Regions from separate parts of the Mus musculus genome. Here region 2 is linked to region 1. A link is a loop called in an ENCODE intact Hi-C map of the cell type or tissue named here. Cell type or tissue: heart. All regions are shown on one strand. Links, peaks and the distances in the headings refer to the core of each region. The heading gives the core; the rest is flanking DNA.

The links. Peaks named below come from ENCODE experiments on the same cell type or tissue, not always from the same donor. Only the 100,000 strongest peaks of a DNase experiment are listed, where the experiment ranks them.
Region 2: it touches region 1 in a loop (2.5-fold over the local background); 7 of 42 quality-filtered maps call a loop at or near these places.

Annotation. Positions count from the first base shown.
Region 1 is chr15:101,042,287-101,052,360 of GRCm38, reverse strand. It overlaps Scn8a (sodium channel, voltage-gated, type VIII, alpha), which reads right to left. Exons shown (of 26, transcript NM_011323.3): 26 at 6,423-10,074. It overlaps Fignl2 (fidgetin-like 2), which reads left to right. Exons shown (of 1, transcript NM_001214911.2): 1 at 1-2,169. Among named protein-coding and RNA genes, the nearest start is that of Fignl2, 7.1 kb to the left of the region's middle. In heart, for the core only: a CTCF peak has its summit at 5,531; DNase peaks (open chromatin) are centred at 4,950, 5,580 and 7,640; H3K4me3 peaks cover 1,711 bases; H3K27ac peaks cover 1,392 bases; H3K27me3 peaks cover 7,595 bases.
Region 2 is chr15:101,103,387-101,113,460 of GRCm38, reverse strand. It overlaps Gm41402 (a long non-coding RNA gene), which reads right to left. Exons shown (of 2, transcript XR_875666.1): 1 at 8,991-10,074; 2 at 7,396-8,299. Among named protein-coding and RNA genes, the nearest start is that of Gm41402, 5.4 kb to the right of the region's middle. In heart, for the core only: a CTCF peak has its summit at 5,005 (motif pointing right); DNase peaks (open chromatin) are centred at 5,370 and 7,860; H3K27me3 peaks cover 439 bases.

The DNA of each region.
Region 1 (10,074 bases), core at 1,456-9,455:
ATTTTTTTTTTTTTAAATGGGAAGGAAAATGCTTCTGCCAGGCAGATCGATGCCATATGCACCGGTGTACTCAGGTTTTTTTTCCTATTTATTGTGGACGGGAAGTTCGCCATCTCCGCTCGGCAGACTGGCCATACCCGACATGAGTTGGCACCAGGGCCTAAGGAACTCCTGCTCTCTCTCCCCGCAACCTTTGTCTCTTGTCCTCTGAGCGACATCCTCCTTTCCCATTCTACTTTCTCAGTATTGGCTTAGTTTTTCTTCTCATGGTTGTGTCACTGACCCCTCCCCATGCTGTCTCTGTTCCTTTTCAGCTCTTCCTTCTGGTCCCCATCCATCACCTTCTGTGCTTGTCTCTGTCTCCTGGACCCTGTGCTTTAACCCTCCCTCTCTCATTGTTCTGATTCACACCACAGCGACTCTTGGCGGAAGTTCTTTTGGCCCAGAGGCTGAGAAGGGGGGTGGGGGACAGGGAGCCCCAACCCCCTCCGTACTTTACCCACCTGAAATCTTGGGGCCTTAGGGGGTGGGACAAGGATTAAAAAACCACCCAAAGAAGGCTTCCCCCCCCCTTTTTGGTTTGTTCATTTTTGAGGGGAAGTCCCAGAAATGTAGGTTGCTTAATATTTTAGGCCTCTTATTTTTGTAAGATGTGTAGGATTTGCTGTTTTTCGTTTTATTTTGACAACTCAGGAAGAAACTGACCTCAGAAAGAATGTTAGAGTTTGGCTGCTCTCCTGTTACCCCCAACCCCGTCCCTGGGGAGCAGATTCTCCCAGACCAGAGAGATTTGGGGCTAATGAGGAAAGACCAGACCCGAGCCCCAGACTGCTGTCCCTGGGATAGACGCAGAATGTATCTAGGGGCTTTCTCCCCAGGCCCAGCTTGCAAGCAAGAGGATGGGGCAGAGGCTCCAGGGGGTGCTGCTTGCTGCCTTCTTACCATTCTTCCCCGTGGGCCCCAGTCCTCAGCTTCCGGTGGTCTGTGAACCTTGCAGAGAGTTGGGGTGCTCTTGTCCATTCAGCTGGGCAGAAGGTTCTCAGGCCATCTGACTGGAAGCAGGTTCTGTCAGAGGTGCTCAATAACAGGCTAAGAGGATTGCCTCTGGCGTGAACGTGGTCTAGCCACAAGTCTGGCTGGACACAACATTGACTACTAGGAGCCAGGCACCCTGTGACGAGACAGAGCACTGCCCTGGAAAGGGTTCTGTGTCTCTGTGTGGGGTGTCTACTTGTCCCCATGGAGCTCTGGGTCTAAACTGAGGGCCTGGAGGGAACTGGGTGCTTTCCTGTGACGTTAGTCCAGACTTCTCTGCAAACCACATCCCTCCTGCTCCTTCTCTTGATAAGGCTCTTTGGTCCCCTCAGGCCATTTCACACTCTTTGGTGCAAAGAAGGTACACCCCCTATCTTTGTCCCACCTTAGCCCCCCTACCCCTTGCCCCTACAGCTCCTAGATCCCTTCATGTTCTAGATGCTGAGAATACCATGAGAGACATGGCAGGAGCAGGGGCAGGGTGCTGAGGGCAGGTGTGAGGAGTGTGAACAGGAGAGCTACTATGTCTCCTTCATCCTTGTTCTCTCCAAGCCTCTCTCTGGAGCCAGCCGACCAAGTACAGGGCTTGATGCTTCAGAGCAAGTGGCCCAGGGTGATACTGCAGATGATCCTCGGTGGGGCCTAGAGTAAGGGAGTTCTCTCAGGTCTGGGGTGGGGGTGGGGATACCGGTGCAGGAAAGTGGGGGGGGGGTGGGCTGGGTTAGGAGTACATGGACCCACCGCTGGGGTCCCCACACTTCCTTTGCTGGGCTCTTTCTGTTCCCGGTTTGGAAGCTTTGCACAAGAAGACAGCCCCCGGCTGCAGCACCTACCTCACGAGCATGGGGCAGGATGGCAGGGCGGGTCTAGCCCTAGCAATGTTGGGGGGCATACCAAAGAATCCAGGGATGGAGCGCAGGGGAGGGCACACCGGCCCTCCACTCCCTCTGCTAACATTGGGTTGGGATCCTCTCTCGGTTGTAACCCATTTCTACCTCATTTTGCTGTGTGTTGTACATGGACATATTTATCTCCTATCTGATGATGTTCTGCAGTTGTGGCCTGTCTACCTCAGAAGACACTGTATTTTAAAAGAAGATATTACACAGTATTAAAGTTATGATGTGTGGCATCCAGAGGATTTCTTGTGGGTAGTGGGATATGGGGAGTGTTGGCTACTTGGGTCTGTCAGTCTCCTGGCTGTGGTTCTGAGTGTTTCTGTTCCTTGGGACTGGAAGAGGAAGAGGGGCTCCCAAGAGCAGGGCAGTAGCCCTGGGTGAGCATGATGAGGGTCATATTTGTCTTCCACAGGGTGGAGGGCAAGGTTTGGAGACATCTGAAGCCAAGTCCTGCGGGCCACATGAGATCTTTTGCCCATTTCCACCCTGCTGTTCAGTCCTGGTTATCACTCACGGTAAGAAGCCGTTGCGGGAAAAATGTTGTGGGAAATAATAAAAAGAAGAAGGAGGAGGAGGAGGAGGAGGAAAGAAAGAAAAGAAAAAAAAAGAGAGAAAGAAAGAAAAGAAACCACCAAGTTCCTGAGCTCCAACCACTTACTCTCTGCCCTCCAATTCTCCATCAAGGCCAGAGCTCCCGAGTTACCTTTGCTGCTATGCCAGCCCCATGCAACGACTGTCCACCCCACGGTCAGCCTCCACAACACCCAGCAACCCGGTAGAAACAAAATTCTAGAAGCTTATAATTAAGGAGTCGGATTTACGTGTCAATAAATTTTCAGTTCACAAGATGCCCACACAATAATTTCAGGGCCAATCGATAATGTTACAAGCTGCCCACCTAGATTAGACAAGCAATCCCAATTATTCTTTCCTTTATGATGTCATATCTACCTGTGGCTATTCAAAGCCATGCTGCTTCAGGATCTTCTTCCTGTCTGTCCTCCATCTTGGTTTTTTCCTCTCCTCCTCTGAGTCCCTCTCTGTCCCTGCAACTCTTCAGGCTGCCTCCCTTTCCCCTGTCCAATCACAGGCCTCCTGCTGCACTAATATTTTAATGTAATTGGACAGGGAAAATCCTGCCACAGAAAAATTAGGGACACCGTTTAAAAGTTCTGTGGAGAGGCAGGTCCTTGCCTGCCACACACAGCTGGACTCTTAAAAATGTACCATGGGCCAAGGGAACAGTATTCTTGGCTCTCTCTCTTAGGGCTCACTACAGGTTCACAGAGGCAACACCAGAAGCAGCCTCTGGGGGCGGGGGTGTGTGTGTGGGGGAGACAAATGCATGTATTTCCAGGATTCAAAGAGCGATAACCTCTTGGTTTTTGGCGGTCCAGATAAGCTCTCCCGCAGTTTGCCATGTACCTAGCATTTGAAGACATCGTGGGAATGCCAAATCAAGCCACCTCCCCAAATTGCCAGGGGTACCCCTGAGAATTCACAGTGGGGACAGCCTCGCAAACAGAGCATGTGTAACTATAAAAACTAGGTAGGGGTGCTGGGGGGAGGGCCCTAGGAGTCTTCTCACGGCTGACACAGTTGTTTGATGGTGACACAGTCACCTGGAACTTGGCGAGTAGACCCTAGAATCTCTGCACTCATTGGAGGGATGCACTGAAGGACACATGGCTTCTCTTAAGAATGCCCAAGAGAGCTGGGGAAATGGTTCAACGGGTGCAGTACCATGCAAGTGTGAGGATCAGAGTTTGGATCCCCAGCACCCATGCAAAGCTGCATCGCTGGGGCAACTCAGCAATTCCAGCCCTTTGGAAGGCAGAACTAGGTGCTCCCTCAGATTAAGATGGCTAGCTGGGCTAACCCTATCAGTGAACTCTGGATTCAACTGAGAGAGTCTGACTTTTAGTAGGGAGGGAAGGGATAGAGCAGGTTTGCCTCAGGCCTGTACAGATGCACACACAGGGCTCCACACCACACAGAGTGGGGAGGGGAAGCGGGGAGTAGTCACAAATGGCAAGTCAGGAACCTTCCCAGGTAGGAGGGCTAGAGGCCAGCAAAATGTGGAGGCTGGAGAGAGTGTTCTTGGCACCATTCATATTTGTCAGAAGAGCATAAAATGGAGGCGAGATTGTGGAGACCTGAGGCTAGAGGAGTCAGGCGAGACTAAGCTACCCTTAAGGCCTGGTACACTACAATGAAGCCTCGACTTACAGGCGTATAGGTAGCTGTGGCTAGGGGACTGGTTCACAAAACTTCACACAGGCAGTCAACAGGCCTTTCCTGAAACTTGGGCACTAGTCAGTGTTGGAGCAACGTGAAGACTTCCTTCTCATGGGCAGGGCAGTAAAAAGATCTAACAGCAGCGTGTTGGGTGTGATAGGGGGCCGGGGATATGTGTGTGTTGACTGTGCTTGTACGTGGCTCCCAGAAGGGATGAGACAGTAGGGCCCACAGTCAAGCCACCTTGGGAAATGATGTGAGATAAGTGTGGGCCCAGTGTGTGGATGGGGGAACTGGGAATTTGCTCAGATTTAAAATGAGGGTTTAGACTAGCAGTCATACGTGCTAGCAGGCTAACAACCAGGCATGGGAGACCTTGACTGAATATGGACGCTGATAGTGAGCAGAGGGTCCAGGGCTTCTGTTAGAGGGCAAAGGGTGGTAAATGAATTAGAAGAGGTTGGGGTATCAGTGGGGTTAGAGTAGGCACTTCAATATAAGGTCCAGATTCCTACCCAGTTCCACAGCCATTGCTGTGGGTTGGGTCACCAGTTCCTGCCCTCCATAAGGTGGAGGGGGTGGGAATGGGGAGCTGCAGGGGTGGGGGAAGGAGAGCTGCTGGGAACCTCGTTCCTCTGGACCCTGAGCAGTCAGATCTGCGCCCCCCCCCCTAGCTGAGTTGTCTCTGCCTAGAGCGTTCAGCTTTCCACAAAAGTTCCTCGCCTCTACGCCACAATCTCCAGTCTTGCAACAGAGCCTCGGCATTCGAAGCCCCTCCCTCAGGCCGAGTCATGGTGTGGGCGCTGATCCTGGCCCTCTGTAACCGGTTGCTGCCCCTCACGAGCGCGCTGGACGCCATGGGCCCCCACACAGCAGTCCGCCTGGCGGAACTGCTGACCCCCGAGGAGTGCAACCACTTTCGTTCACTCCTCGAGGTACCCGAGCCCGACCTGGACAAGGAGTTGGCCCGGTTATCTGAGGACTTGCTGGCGACGCCCGAGCCACCCGCATCCCGGCGTGGGGCGCAGGACTCGGTGGGACAACAGCGGCGGGCGGCAGCGGAGCTGGTCCGGCTATCTGCGGACCGGCGGGCAACGCCCGAGCCACCCACACCCTCGCTTAGGGCGCAGGACTCGGTGGGAGAGCCGCTGCGGGCCACAACCGCGCAGGCTTCGGAGGGGAGGGAGGGCACATCCGAGTCCAGTGAGGTTTCTGACCGCTGCCGCGAGGCGCTGGCAACCTGGTTGGCCGCTCAGGCTCCGTCCCTGTCGTGGGACCGCGTGGCCCGAGCCCTACGGCGCAGTGGCCGCCCGGATGTGGCACGGGAGCTGGCCAAGAACCTCCACCAGCAGGCGACGTTGCAGCTGCGGAGGACCGGCGCAAATTACCTGCAGCAACTCCTGGCCCCAGCCCCGGCCCCGGTCCCGGTCCCGGTCCCCGCCCCCGTCCCGGGTCCCGCCCCCGGTCCCGCCAGGGTCCCTGTCCCGGCTCCGCGTGCTCGCCGCGCCGCCGCCCCCGCGCCTGACTGGGACAAGCTGGATCTGATCATGGAGCGCCTGCCGCAGCCCCCGTACACGCGCAGCCTCTCAGCCTGGGTGGGGCCGCTGGCGCTCGGCCTTTTTGCCGGCTTCCTGGGAGCGCTGTGCACCGGGGCGCTGATCACCGTGCTCACGCTGTGGATCACCGGCGACAACCGCGACGACGACCCGGCGTGGCCTCGTGCCCGCGGCCAGGCCGCCGCCTCCCGGCCCAGGCCGGCTCGGACGCCCTGCAGCTGGGAAACGGAGCCGCTCCTGCCTCGGTCCTGGGCGCCGCAGCCACCCTTGCCCCTCTGCCCGTCTCTGTGAACCGCTTGACGGCGGCGCACCGCTATAAAGTTTCCTAAAGCGGAGGAGGGAGCAGTCTGTGGCTGCTTGGATGGAAGTGGGGACAAGGGAGCTGGCCCGGGGTCCCCAGCGTTTCCCAGCGCCCGCGTGCCCCTGCTTTTGGATACTCTCTCGTCTGTCTGCTGTGTACCAGGAAACTGCTCCCTACTCCTTAGAGTCACAGTTGGCCTCTTGAACTGGAGTTGTGTGACTTGCAAGGCCGCGTGCCCGCGCATAGCACCACTCAGTCATTCGGGCCACTTTCCCACCCACCTCTGAGGGACGAGTCAGCCCTACCTGGAAACCAAACCCCGGAGTGTCTGTTGCCAGGGAATCCTAGAGTTAGGGGCCTGGAGCGAGAGAGCCATGACAGAATGACAGGCCATTCCAAGAGGAGAGTTGAAAACAAGATTGACGTAACCCTTTATTGCAAATTCTAAAGTAAAAAGATGTACAGTACAAAGTAAAATTGAAAATCCAGACTATAAACTTCCAATCCACTTATACATTCTCATTTCTCAAGCATTTCTGCCATTTCCGCATTAACAGAACAGGGAACGAGTGGAGGGGTAAGGAAGGAGATACAGCAAAGGGAAAAATCAGAAGAATCACAAACCCCAGAAGCAAGTGCAAGGAAAGACATTTCTCGACCTGCTGTCCTGGTGATGAGAAGCGGGGGGTGGTGGAGCAGTGCAGTTTAAAATGGCTCTCAGAATAGCAGCGTTTATGGTACTAGTTCCTCTTCCTCAAGTCCAAAGAATACTTTGCCCTTCCCTGGCGCCTTTGTCTCTGTATCTCAGAACGCTTTACAAAACATCTAGTTAAAGCCTCACAACACCCCTGTGAGGTAGGTCAGTATTATTACCCCCATTTTACAGATGGGGAAACTGAGGCACAGAGAGGTTAAGTGACTTGCCCAAGGCCACACAGCGAGCCAGTGGTCAAGCTAGGGATGGAACACAGTTCTGTCCCTCTTCTGGAACCACTGGACCACGCTCCCCTTTACCTATGTACATTCTTCACACACACACACACATACATGTGCACACCTGCCCACTTCACCCCACTTAGCCTCTATGTACAGCAAACAGCAGTGGGGTCAGGGGCAGGGGTGCCTCAGGAGTGTTTTAATGGAGGAAATCTTGGCAGTCTTGAGAAGAGGCAAGAAGCACAGGCCGGGGTGCAAGTCTTGTCCTCTGAACCCAGACTTCCTCTTCTCCTGACCCCCCTGGCTGACTGACGGCAGCTAATTCTTTAGGGGGCGGGGGAGTACCTGAAAATGAAGGAAGCTTTTTGCAAAACTTTGGGCAACATCTGAGAAAAGAAAGAGGCATCGTTCCAGAAGATGCCCAGGGTTCAGGTCACCATGTCCGGACCCATGGCAATTTCACCTCCACAGAAGGCCTGGAGGCTGGAGCTGAGGGACAAGGACAGGGACTGACCTACCAGCCGACTCTCTCTAGTTCAGCTACTAGAGTGGACTAGAGTGGGCACTTCAAGATCCTCCTGAGTGTTCCTAGACCAGGAGACATGGCCTGGAGAGGGATGTCCCCAAGGGATGCCCCCTCCCCTGCACAAATGTGAAGGGGACAGCCCCAGTCTGCCGGTCTGATAATGGGAGTGGATGGAAGGCAGGGCCAGCACGAGCTGGTGGACTGGAAGCTGCCGGGCAGCGTGCTTGCGCTAGCCTTGGGAGGTGGGGGGTCAGGAGAGGTTTTTTTTTTTTCTTTCTTTCTTAAATCATAACCATGAACAAGGCAGAAGTAAGGCCAGACCAGCTAGGTTGGTTGAAGTCATCTCTGGGGGGCTCTGCTGGGTGGAAACGGTGAGGGAGGGGGGTCCAGTCTAAGGGGTAATGCCACATGCAATCAGTAAGCAGGGACCTGGGGGGTCAGGACCTGGCTTTTCTCTGCAGTACCTACTTAGAATTGGGGGGGGGGGGCTCTGTTTTCCTTTCTCCTTCCCCAAAGCTCCAGGGTCCCAGTTCCCAGACCTCAATAACTGGAAAGTCAAACAGACACACAGCAAGACGGGCTTCCCTTGTGTGGTTAAAAAGGGCCGTATTTTTTGTTTGTTTGTTTGTTTTGTAAATTTTGTTTCCTTTTGGCTAATAGTGATTTACTTTTCTAAAGATCAGGTATCGTTTAGGGCAGCATCAGGCTCCATGCACTCACTAGCACACTATGGGTCTCTTACAGTTTACGTGGGTTGTGGTGATGAGAGAAGCCCTTTGGGCACTCTATGTCGCTTCAGGGGCCCTGAGGGGGAGCTTGTCTCTCTGTGCGCAGCTTCAGATGCCCAAGTGGCTCATTTCCAGATGGTGAGAGCAGATCACTCAGACTCGGCTTTCCTGCTCCCACCCTCTGCCCTGTGACTCCCAGCCTCTCACCCTAAGCCACAGGGAAGTTAAGGAAGAAGGGAGTGTTTTCACACAACCAGTAGTCATGGCGACTACTGCTCAGGGGCTTTGGCTCTGCGTTTTAAATGAACAGCATCACATGACTTTTTGCTTTTTTGTCCTTTTTATTATTATTATTATTATTTTTAAAGGAGGATCGTGGAATATAAATACTGCACCAAGGACCCGGCTACAAAAAATAAATATTTATATTATATTTATATATCTATATATATATGTGCAGTGGTACTGGCTGCTGCCGCTCTTTGACAGGCTTCATGAATATTTGGCAAAGCCCTGCCACTTGCTCACGCAATGAGGACGCAAAACAAAACCAAACCAACCAAAACCTGCCGTAGCTGATTCTTTAAGGTTCGATGCCTGTTAACTGCGGGTGTGAACTGCTGGTGATGGTGTGGTTCACAAGAAAGGATCATGGAGTGGGACAGAGAGAGCGAGGCGGGCAGAGAGTGGCTGGGTGGACAGATGGAAGGTGAGGGGCATTGCTGGGAGAGGTCTGATCAGAGTGAAAGTTAGAGCAAGCAGACTCGGAGGTGGCTTCTTCCCTGCGAGGCTGTTGGAGGGTGTGAGAAACTGAGGCACAGCCTGCTGGGCTGGGTCAGGAGCTGGGGTAGGAGGGTCAGATCTAATCGCTGAACATTACTAGCATGGCGCTTGGTGTTCCTAGCAGGATCAAATAGCTGTTGCCCATCTCAAGATCTAAGAACAATGATTGAGTTTAGCCAAATCTTGCATAGAAGTGGTTAGAATTTATTGCACATTGGAACAAAAATATATATATATTTTGTTGTTTTGGAAAATACCATTAGCAATAAAAAATTTTTTGTCTGTCTGTCTGGTTAGGGGTATACATTGGCTGACAGCTTCTAAATTCTAAGAAGAAAGGAAAGTATAAAAAATAAAAATAACCATGACAATGGCGTAAGCCAGAAGCCATTTCCTATTTAATAAGTTAGTAATTTGTATTTACAAAAAGGCATGCCAATAAAATAAAATTATATATTACAGTATTTATAATTCTCTTAAAAAGAATAACCACAGGTCAGCTCCTGTTTTGTGCTGTTTGCGATGTTGCCTGCAGGTGGCGCTCTAGAATTGTCCTAGCTGTGGTGACACGGACACACTCTCTGAGCTGGGAGAGTTGGACAGTGTCTACCGGTCCAAGAAGATAGAAAGCTCTGCTCACTGACTGGCTGTGGTTTGTTCTATGCAAAACTAGTCAGGTGGACTGTGAGATTACATCCAAAGTGCTTCTACTGCAAGGCGGACTGGTGCATCTGATGTGTCTACTGATGGGCCACTCGATTCCCTCCATACTATGCTCAGGGAGAGTTTGTGTTGATTTGGTTCAGAGAGACTTTCTGGCATTCGAGTGCAGCATCTTGGCTTTGAGACCTTGTGGTCAGCTGAGACACCCTGGACTAAGAACTGTCTTCTATAAAGTGGGGGATGGAATGGAAGATATGACGCCCCTCTAGAAGCCATCCCCCAACAACAGTGGGCAGGCCACTAAGCAGAAAGCAAGGTGAGCTGAAAGGAAAGGCCAGGGGAAGCTGTGACACCCTAAAGAATGACTACTGAGTCCCTTTCTCACAAAAGCCGTCGTAGAAACAAGACC
Region 2 (10,074 bases), core at 1,333-9,332, 61 kb before region 1:
CCGTGGCAGGATAGGCGGGCTCTGCGAACAGCTTCCTGGTTTACCAGCTTCCTGTGGTACTGACTGTGATTTCTCAATCACAGGCAGAGGTCATGTGACTGCCAAAGCTGGCAGTAGTTTGTGACCTAGAGCCTGCTTTTCCAGCCCTTTCTGTCTGAACTAGCCAACGAAATTTCTGCTGTCTGCCACTGCACTCTAACGGATGTGCACGGGTTAGCAAACTAGAGTTTTACTTTGCACGTGCAAACTATTTCAGGGACAGCAAGCTGGTCTTGGTTAAGGGATCTGATCTGATGGTCTCAGGGCCTTGCCTGGAATTCTCTTATTGTTCCTTAGTCACAAGATGGCTGCTCTACCCCAAGCCATCAGAGTCAAATGTGGAATTCTATGCAGTAGGTAGAAAATATCTATGACGTTATAGGCCAGACATCTCTGATCATTTACAGACACCCTATCTACAGCTTTCTTTTTCTCTAGTCACCTTAGAGCTAGCTGCTGTATGGAATCCCAGTGGATGAGCACAGGTGTGTGCACACAGGTGCATGTGCACAGGTGGATGCACACAGGTGGGTGCACACAGGTGGATAGACATAGGCATGTGCACACAGGTGTGTGCACACAAGTGAATGCACACAGGTGTGTGCACACAAGTGAATGCACACAGGTGTGTGCACACAAGTGAATGCACACAGGTGTGTGCACACAAGTGAATGCACACAGGTGTGTGCATCCACATTTAGCTTTCCCATTCTTCCAGAGGTGCATAAGCGCAGGTGTGTCCACGCAGGTGGATGAGCACAGGTGTGTGCATCCACCACATTTAACGTTCCCATTCTTCCAGGGGTGAATGTACCTTAAGGAACAGTTTATTTTGTCTCACAGCTCTAGGGTTCAATCTACCACAACCGAGAGGTTATGGAAGCAGGAGAATGAGGCAGCCTGCTCTACAGAGAGAGTTCTGGGACAGCCAGGGCTACACAGAGAAACTGTGTCTCAAAAAAAAAAAGTAAGAGAAAGAAAGGAAGAAAGTGAGCAAGGATACACCACACTAGTCAGGATGTGAGAAAGAGGAGCTCTTATTCCCTGCTGGCAGGAATGCAAATTGGTAGCCATAATGGTAAGGATTATTCGAGTTCCTCCAAAGGAAAAGGAAAGCTGTCCCACCGGCCAGCCATTCCACTCCTGAGCACATGCTGCAGTCAGCATGCCCAGGCACCCATGCTTCCTGGAACACCGTTCACAACAGCCTAGATAGGGAGCCAGACCAGATGCTCATCAACAGACGAGTGGATGAAGAAAGTGTGGTCCGTGTATGCAAGGGAGCGTTACCTGGCCATTTAGAATGAAGTCATGTGATTTGGGGGAATAATGGATGTAAACAAGACAATCACATTAAGTGTAATAACCCAGATTAGAAAATATCAAGTGATTTTTTTCTTAAATGTGGAATCTATATTCAACTGTATATATGTATATGTATACACACACACACAAAGGAAGGGTCAAGCAGGGAGGAGGAGGTGTCCATAAGGGGCGGGGAGCAAGAGACGCTCAGGCCCTGTGTGGGTGCTTTCTTTCACACGTGGATTTGGATTTAGATCTAACTGAAAGGGAGCCACTTGCAGAGAAGCTGGGAGCGGCAGAGAGCACAGCAGAGAGAGATGGCCGTCACGGGAGCCAAGGACAATGATGCAGAGGAAAATGTCACGATGAAACATTATAAAAACCAGAGTGGGCACGGGTGGATGCGGCTAAGTGGTAGAGTGTTTGCCTGGCAGGCAGAAGTCCCTGGGTTCCATTCTCAGCACCCGCAGATGTTACTGAGAGCATAAAGGCAGGTGGGACCCTGACCTAAGAGGATTACTGTCCTTGGAAGGAAGAAGACAGTAGAAAGCTCTGTGCCTGTAGGAGAAACCGTCACTGAAGACGCAGTGAGGGGATCCAGCCCAGGGCAAGAACTCCCAGTAGCAACCGAGGCTGCGGGGTCCTGAGCCTGGATTCCCAACTGCAATGGATGTTGCGGAATCCTGACCCTGGACTCTCACCAGGAACTGAGGCTGCTGTGCCTGACCCTGGAATCCCAGCAGCAATTGAGGCTGTGGGTTCCTAACCCTGGACTCTCATCAGAAATGGAGGCTGCAGGGTTCTAACTCTGGACTCTCACCAGAAATGGAGGCTGCGGTGTCCTAACTCTGGACTTCACCTGAAACGGAGGCTGCAGGGTCCTGACCCTGGACTCCCGGCCCCTAGAACAGTAGCTTCAGAATTTCGTTCAGGTTCCCCAAGCCGATGACGACCAGATCTAACCTCGTTTTTCCCCACTGACTGAGTCCACTGCACAGACTAAGCCGTTCTCTCTGCCGATTTCTGGTGCCACCTAACCACGCACAAACTTAGAATTCCGTTTAACATTTTGTGCCATGCTGCCAGACCATTGGGGTGGCAATGCTTCTCTGGCTAGATAATGGGGTGAACCCTCCACATTTTAGGATGTTTTACCAAACGAATTTTTATTCTCTTGTATAAAATTGCAAGTAAGATCGTTGAATTCTCTTAAAACTTTAAAAATCACACATTTAGTTATTTAGTTTTGTATGTGTCTGTGTCTTCCAGTGGTCATGCATGCCACAGGGCACACATGGAAGGACTTACAGAAGTTGTTTCTCCTTCCAGGTGGGGCCTGGAATCAAACTCAGGTTGCTGGGCTTAGCAGCAAGCTCCTATATCCGAAGAGTCTCCCCAACCCAACTGTTGAAAACTTTAAATTTTTTAATAAACTTTTGATAGGAATTGCATTGATCTTTGTAGATTAACTGGGGAACAGAGACTACCTATCATTGTGTGCTCACCATGAACCTGGCATACACTCCTAAACCACACACACACTGCTATCTCGTCCAGTACGTTGTCCCTGTCCCCCATGGTACTGGAAGCACAGTTTTGGGGAAGGGACCAGTGCTAGGTGAGTAGAGCCAGAGAATGCCTTGTGTTTCCTTTATGTGGGACACAGCAGATGTCTGGGAACCAGGAAATGAATCCTTGGTAGATATTGAAATGCTGGTCTTGGAGTTTTTAACTTGGGCTCTGGAGATTCAACTAGGGACTCCGTGCTTGCCCAGAAAGCCTTCACTGGCTGAGCCATCTCCCAGTCCCTCAACAGCCTAGGAATCAGGGCATCCTGTTTGGCTCTTTCCTAGGTTTCCCTTATGTCCTTCACTGGGGTTAGCCTTTTTGTCCAGGGTGGTCTTACATACTCACCCTTGATTGCCAGCTTTTTAAGAGTGTTGTGATCCAAGGGCCTTAAAGAACTCGGTTGTTGCAAAAGCATCAGGTGTTCTTGCTCATCTTTGTCTTACACCACATATATGCTGAGTTACATTAGTTATAATCCTTAGTGTCTGACATATCCTCCTTTGCTTTGGGATTAGATCTGAGGCCTGCTCACAGTCAGGAACTCATGCCTAGTACTCTAAACCTGATCAAAAGCCCGCAGCTAGGGAGATCACAGATCCTAAGGGGAGCCGACGACTGTTGTCTTGCTAAGTGAACATGTTGGCAAGCTTCCTTCTAAGTATTTCTGTTTATACACAGATCAGCACTGCCCTCAACCTTGGCCAGAGAAGCCTCTCTCTTCAGTGGGCAGCAGTGACGGCAGAGACTCATGACTGGTCAGAATGTTGGGTGCCCAAAGTGGATCATTTATAGTAAGGCTCACAAGGCTCGGGGAATCTTTTGGAAGAGGAGCCTGAAAGATCTATGCTGCTATGATTGCCTGCTCAAGATCAAACCAATCAATCGGAGTATCAGCACCCCAAAGAGAATACTAACTTGACTCAGTGGGCTGCAAAAAACAAATGAAGAAAAGATAAAAAAGGACGAGGAGGTCAAGCTTGGGGTGCCTGTGGGGGAAGGGGGGCGCTTGCGGAGGAGTGGGGGAGGGAGAATTGGGAGTGGACACCATAATTAAGAAATGTTATTTACACGTATGAACTCATCAAAGAATGCATAAAAGATATTCTACTAAAACAAATAACAGCAACATCTCCTCATAAATCCATAAAAATTGCCAAAAAGGCAATTAAATTCATACAAGAAATACAAATGATCAATAACTATATGAAAAGATCTTTAGTCCTACAAGAAAGTAGCACAAGGCAAATTAAAAACAAACAAACAAACAAACAAAAAACAACAAAAAAAAGAAAGCCAGGCATGTCAGGTGCACGCCTTTAATTCCAGCATTAGGGAGGCAGAGACAGGTTGATCTCTGAGTTCTACATCCAGGGCTACAAAGAGCAACCCTGTCTTAAAAAAATAAAATGGGGGTGGAGGTTGAGTGCTGGGTAATTTTCCAGAGGTTTTGAGTTCAATTCCCAGCAACCACATGGTAGCTCACAACCATCTGTGATGGGATCTGACTCCTTCTTCTGGGGTGTCTGTATTCATATACATAAAATAAATACATTAAAAAAAAGTAACTAAATAGTTAAAAATGAATGAATGAATGAATGAATGAATGAAGGCATAGTGGCACATGCTTTTAATCCCAGCATTCAAAAGGCAAAGAAAAGGATCTATATGAATTCAAGGCTAGTCTGGTCCACACAGTAAGTTCCAGGATAGCCAGGACTAAATAAAGAGATCCTGCCTCAAAACAAATAAACAAAAAAACAAGAATAAAGGGACAGTGGTATAGATCTGTAATGTCAGCAGTTGGGAGGCAGAGGCAGGATGGTAGAGAATGCAAGGCCAGCCTGGGCTACACAAGGACACTTTATCTCATAAGCATAACAGAACAATAATGATACATCTATTTTGGGCCATCAGCTTAGCAACAATTAAATGTAACATTACGTATCCACCCTGTAGAGAAATTCAGTGAGGAAATTTTGGATAGAAGTTGACAGTGTCTACCAAAATAACAACTGTGGCTGGGCTTGCTGGGAAGTTGAGGCAGGAGGATCACAGAGCCAAGGCCAGGCGGCAGGCCAGAAGAGGGCACCAGATCTCATTGTAAGTGGTTGTGAGCCACCATGTGGTTGCTGGGAATTGAATTCAGAACCTCTGGGAAAAGTAGCCAGTGCTTTTAACCTCTGAGCCATCTCTCCAGCCCTGAGAGTTTTGGTTTCTTGAAAAACACAGTTCTGTTATGTGAATATGTTTTTGTTTTAATGTCAGGTGTGGGATATGGGCTGCTTCAGTTTGCCCACAAACATTGACTATACTCTAGGGGAGTGTGATCTTTGCCAACTGCAGTTGGTTTAATTCCGGAGGCTCTGGAGAGGATATAAATTCCAGATCCCTGAGGTGACCTGTGATGACAGCAGCTCCCCCGCTGTTGTGTTTGCTATTGTTGGCGTTGTGGCTTGCTATTGCTGGCTTGCTGGTTGGAGATGTCCTGATGATGGAGATTGGCCTTGCCCCAAGGAACTCAATGCCTCTAATCAGCAGGAAGTAGTCTAGGGAGGTCTATGCACCCTTTCCCCTCTAAACTTCTTCTCCTACCTAGTGCTGGGGGATTGGAAGGGATTAGAGTGGAATAAGGGTTGGAAGAATGGTAGATATAAGAACCCAATAAACTAGCCCCCCCAAAAATGCCACACACCAACAAAAGTACACATTTACCTAGAAATCCTGCCTCTAGGAACCTTTTCCACAGCAGCACTTACATATATGAGCAGAAGTGTCTGGTATGGAGCTCACAGCGCTGTTTGGGGGACTGTGGCTTAGTGGCCCTGTGCTGAACTAGCAGGTGTGAAGGGCTCTGTTGGCTCCGCTGGGGGTGAGGGAGGGGAGAAACTATTACTAGAAGGATTGGAGCAGTATGAAGAGTATGTCTCCACCATAAAAGAATACAGGAGGCTGGAATGATGCAAAGCACAAGGACTTGGGTTTGATACCCAGAATTCCTCACACAAAAAAAGCCACGTGAGATGGTCTGTGTGTGATGCCAGCATCAAGGAAGTGGAAATCCACGGATTCCTGGGGGCTCCTTAGCAAGCCAGCCTGATGACTTGACAAGCTCCAGGTCAGAGAAAGACCTAGTCTCAAACAATTGGTGGAATAACATCTAAGTTATCCTTTGGCCTCTTATGTCCTCTCTCTTTCTCTGTCTCTCTGTCTGTCTCTGTCTCTCTGTCTCTGTCTCTCTCTCTCTCATACACACACACACACACACACACACACACAAAGATTAAGGGCTGGGACAGGAGCTAGAAAGATGGCGCAGAGAGAGGCTAAGAGTCTTGGTTCCTCTTGCAGAGAATCCGGGTTTGGCTCCTAGCACCCTATGGTGACTCACAACCCTCTATTACTCCAGCTTCAGAGGATCCCATGGCTGCTTCCAAACTCTGTGGGCATCAGGCCCACAGGTAGTACACATACATCCATGCAGGCAAAACACACATAAAGCATTTTTTAAAAAAGTTTATTTATGGGGGACTGGAGAGATGGCTCAGCGGTTAAGAGCACTGTCTGCTCTTCTGAAGGTCCTGAGTTCAAATCCCAGCAACCACATGGTGGCTCACAACCATCTGTAATGACATCTGATGCCCTCTTCTGGGGTGTCTGAAGACCACTACCGTGTACTCACATACAATAAATAAACAAACAAATTTTTTTTAAAAAGTTTTTTTAAAAAAGTTTATTTGTTTGTTTATTTTATGTGAGAACATTGTAGCTGTCTTCAGACACCCCAGAAGAGGGCATCATATCCCAATACAGTTGGTTGTGAGCCACCATGTGGTTGCTGGGAATTGAACTCAGAACCTCTGGAAGAACAGTCAGTGCTCTAAATCGCTGAGCCATCTCTCCAGCCAGGAAAGCATGTTTTTAAAAGTTTTTACTTATTTTTATTTTATTTTATTATTTTTAGAATAAGGGCTGGGAGTGTGGCTCAGTGGCTGAGTCTAGCATGCACTAGCCCTGAGTTCCATTTCTGAAAATGTGCACACACAAAAAGAAACTGAGATCCGTAAGGAATGTCTTGTCCTGAAAATTCCTGTGAGCTAAGCTATGCTGTTAATCTATTGGAAGAAGTAAATGTAAGGACACACACTTGCAAACACACATTCTATCTGGAGCACGCGTGTGTAAGTGTGAAGTGGGTGCTTCTCTTGTGAATGACTAGAAAGGGGTGCAGCAGTTCTCATCACTGGCCACACAAGGATTCTGAGGCACTTGTCTGGGGCACAGCCCAAACAAGAGGATTTCAAAGCTCTCCTGGAGAGTTCGAATGCAGGCCAAGGCTGGCAGCCTCTGCTCAGAACAACGCCCACTAAACAGGGCCGAACGCAGAGGCGGTTGGTGAGTAACATGCAGGATTCATCGGTTGCCTTTTGAACTTGAGTGACGTTACTTAGATAATGGTAAAAAGAGAAAATATTAAGCCAGGCAGTGGTGGTACATGCCTTTAATTCCAGCACTTGGGAGACAGAGGCAGTTCGGGGGTGGCCTGTTCTGCGGAGCGAGCTCCAGAACAGTCAGGGTTACACAAAGACAGTCTCAAACCAAAACCGAAACCAAAACAAGACAAAACAAAAAACCCCACAATACATTGCTCCTCTCTCTACATTAACCGTGCCCTTGGCTTTTTCTTCACCTTGGACATCTGCCACCTGCATCCAATTGGGTTAACAGGTCAGCAGACAGAAAGCCCCGCCCATTTCTCCTAGGTCCGAAGAGAAAGGAGCGCATGCAAGTGGCCGCTGAAGGACAAGGGAACGTCAGCCTGTGTGGAAATGCTTCGAGGACACTAAGCTAGTGAAAGGACATTTGCTTTGTAATTCTCTTCAGTGGTCCAGAGCAGGTCACCTCTTGCCTCCAGTGAGCATCCTGTTTCTGTCAGGTCATGTCCAGCCGCTAGGGGGAAGCCATGAGCAGGAACAGTCAGCGCCCCTGAGCCTCAGAGGTCCAGGTCTGTCACAGAGAGGTTGGTGAGGATTCTGTTCCCCTCTGTCAGCCACGTCCATGTCCTGTGTCCTGTCCAAGTTTCCTCCCCGAGGAAAGCAGCACTCTGTCGGGCTCCATGCCCTTCTCAGCTCCATGCCTTTCTTGGTTCCCAGCATGGGTCTTGGCCTTGCCTGTGTATGTCTCCATCACAGAGATGGTGGGAGGAAAGTGTTGGTCAGACCCCAGGTGATACATGTTCATTTCAACCAACGGTCATAGAGCTTCTGTATGGTGGCCCGGAGGTCCAAAAGTGTTACAAACTGTTCTTTGTCTTTTCACTGTTGGTTCTGACGAAAGTTCACCTTACTGTCCATACTAATTTTTCTTCAGCTTCATTTTTGCTAATAACCTATATGGGGTAGGGGGAGTCACATTTGAAAGTTAATGGCAGGTCATGTCTGAGATCCTAGAACTTGAAAGGCTGAGACAGGAGGGATGCTGTTAGTTAAAGGCCAGCCTGTGTTATAGAGTAAGATTCTCTTTCTGTCTCTGTCTCTCTCTCCCTCTCCCCCTCCCTCCCCCTCCTTCCCTCCCTTCCTCTCTCTCTCTGTCTCTGTATGTGTGTCCGTGTGTCCTTTCATTTTAATTTAAAATGTTGTTTAGAATTATTTAATGTGCATGAGTGGTCTGATGACATGTCTATATGTGCACCACTTGTGTGTCTGACATCTGCAGAAATCAGAAGAGAGCATTGGATCCTGTGTAACTGAATGTCTGTGAGCCACTATGCTGGGTCTGGGAACCAAACCCTGAGCCTCTGAAAAAGTACCAAGTGCCTCTAAGCACTGAGCCATCATCTCCAGCCCCAGGACCCCAAGATGCTCTCTCTTAAAATGTGTGTGTGTGTGTGTGTGTGTGTGCATGTGTGTGTGTGTGCATGTGCGTGTGTGTGCATGTGTGTGTGCATGTGTGTGTGCATGTGTGTGCATGTGTGTGTGCATGTGTGTGTGCATGTGTGTGTGTGCATGTGTGTGTGTGTGCGCGCATGTGTGTGTGTGCATGTGTGTGTGTACATTCCACATGTATGTTTAGGTACCCACAGAGGCCAGTGTGGATGGTGAGATTAGATCTTGGGTTATCTGAGAGGGCAGCAAGTGCTCTTAACTGCCAAGCCATTTCTTCAGCTGCCAGCACTGTCTCAGCTCTAATGCTTTCCAAAGCCAGGCTCAATATGTGTAACAACCTGGGTTTGATCCCCTGATTCTCCCACCCTGTAAAAAAACATGAGAGAGAAAGAGAGAGTGTTAGTTCAGTGTCTTCTCTTTCAGTTTATCCTAGTTCTCTGATGCCGCTCACTGGCTGGCTCTCGCCACCTCTCTAGCCATCTAACCACCCTCTACTAAGCCTGAGAACTCCATCTGGGTGAGGCTTGGTGCTGATCTGGCTGCGCCCTTCCTCTTCCTGGCCTGGGATGCTCTCGTGTGTCTGTCTGCATATGGGATTCAATCAGATGGGGAAGTGGACACTTGGTGGCTGTAGAAGCAATTCTATGGGCAAAGTACCGAGGAAGGAGCTGAGTGTGGTTTGGAACACAGGCTCCATCAAGCAACCAAATTCATGTTTACCACATCTGTTTTCTCTCTTCTGAAGGCTATTCCCAAGAGCAGGCTATAGGTAGACTTGATGGCAGATTCTGCTGGGGCCACAGGTCAGTACAAAAATGGCCTCACCCAGTTTAAATATTAGGCCGGGGACGGGACCCAGCAGGGTGGGGCAGAGAATGGAGGAGATGACCTCTGACCCCAACTCTGGCCCCTTCTGGGGGTCCAGTGTGATCTGCCATAGGTCATGTCCCCTACTCCCCAACCGTGATCTACATCACAATGCCGACAGCTCATAACTCAGGGCTGGCCAGGGAAGTCTGGGATTGATTTAGGGTTGGCTCTGATTAGCCCACCCTCTATGGACGATGGTCCTGGGGCGTGGACAGGAGCAAGGGTCATGGGTGAAGTTCAGTCAGGAAGGTCCTCAGCATCATTGCAGTGCACCTGTGACAAGCCCTTCAGCACTCCCCATGGGGAAAAGGGAGGGGTCTCTCAGACACTTTCCAGGCTCTCAAGACCTTCTCTCTGCTTAGCTCAGCCCTGGCTGGTGGGCACTCAGGGGCAGCATCGTCAGGACTCG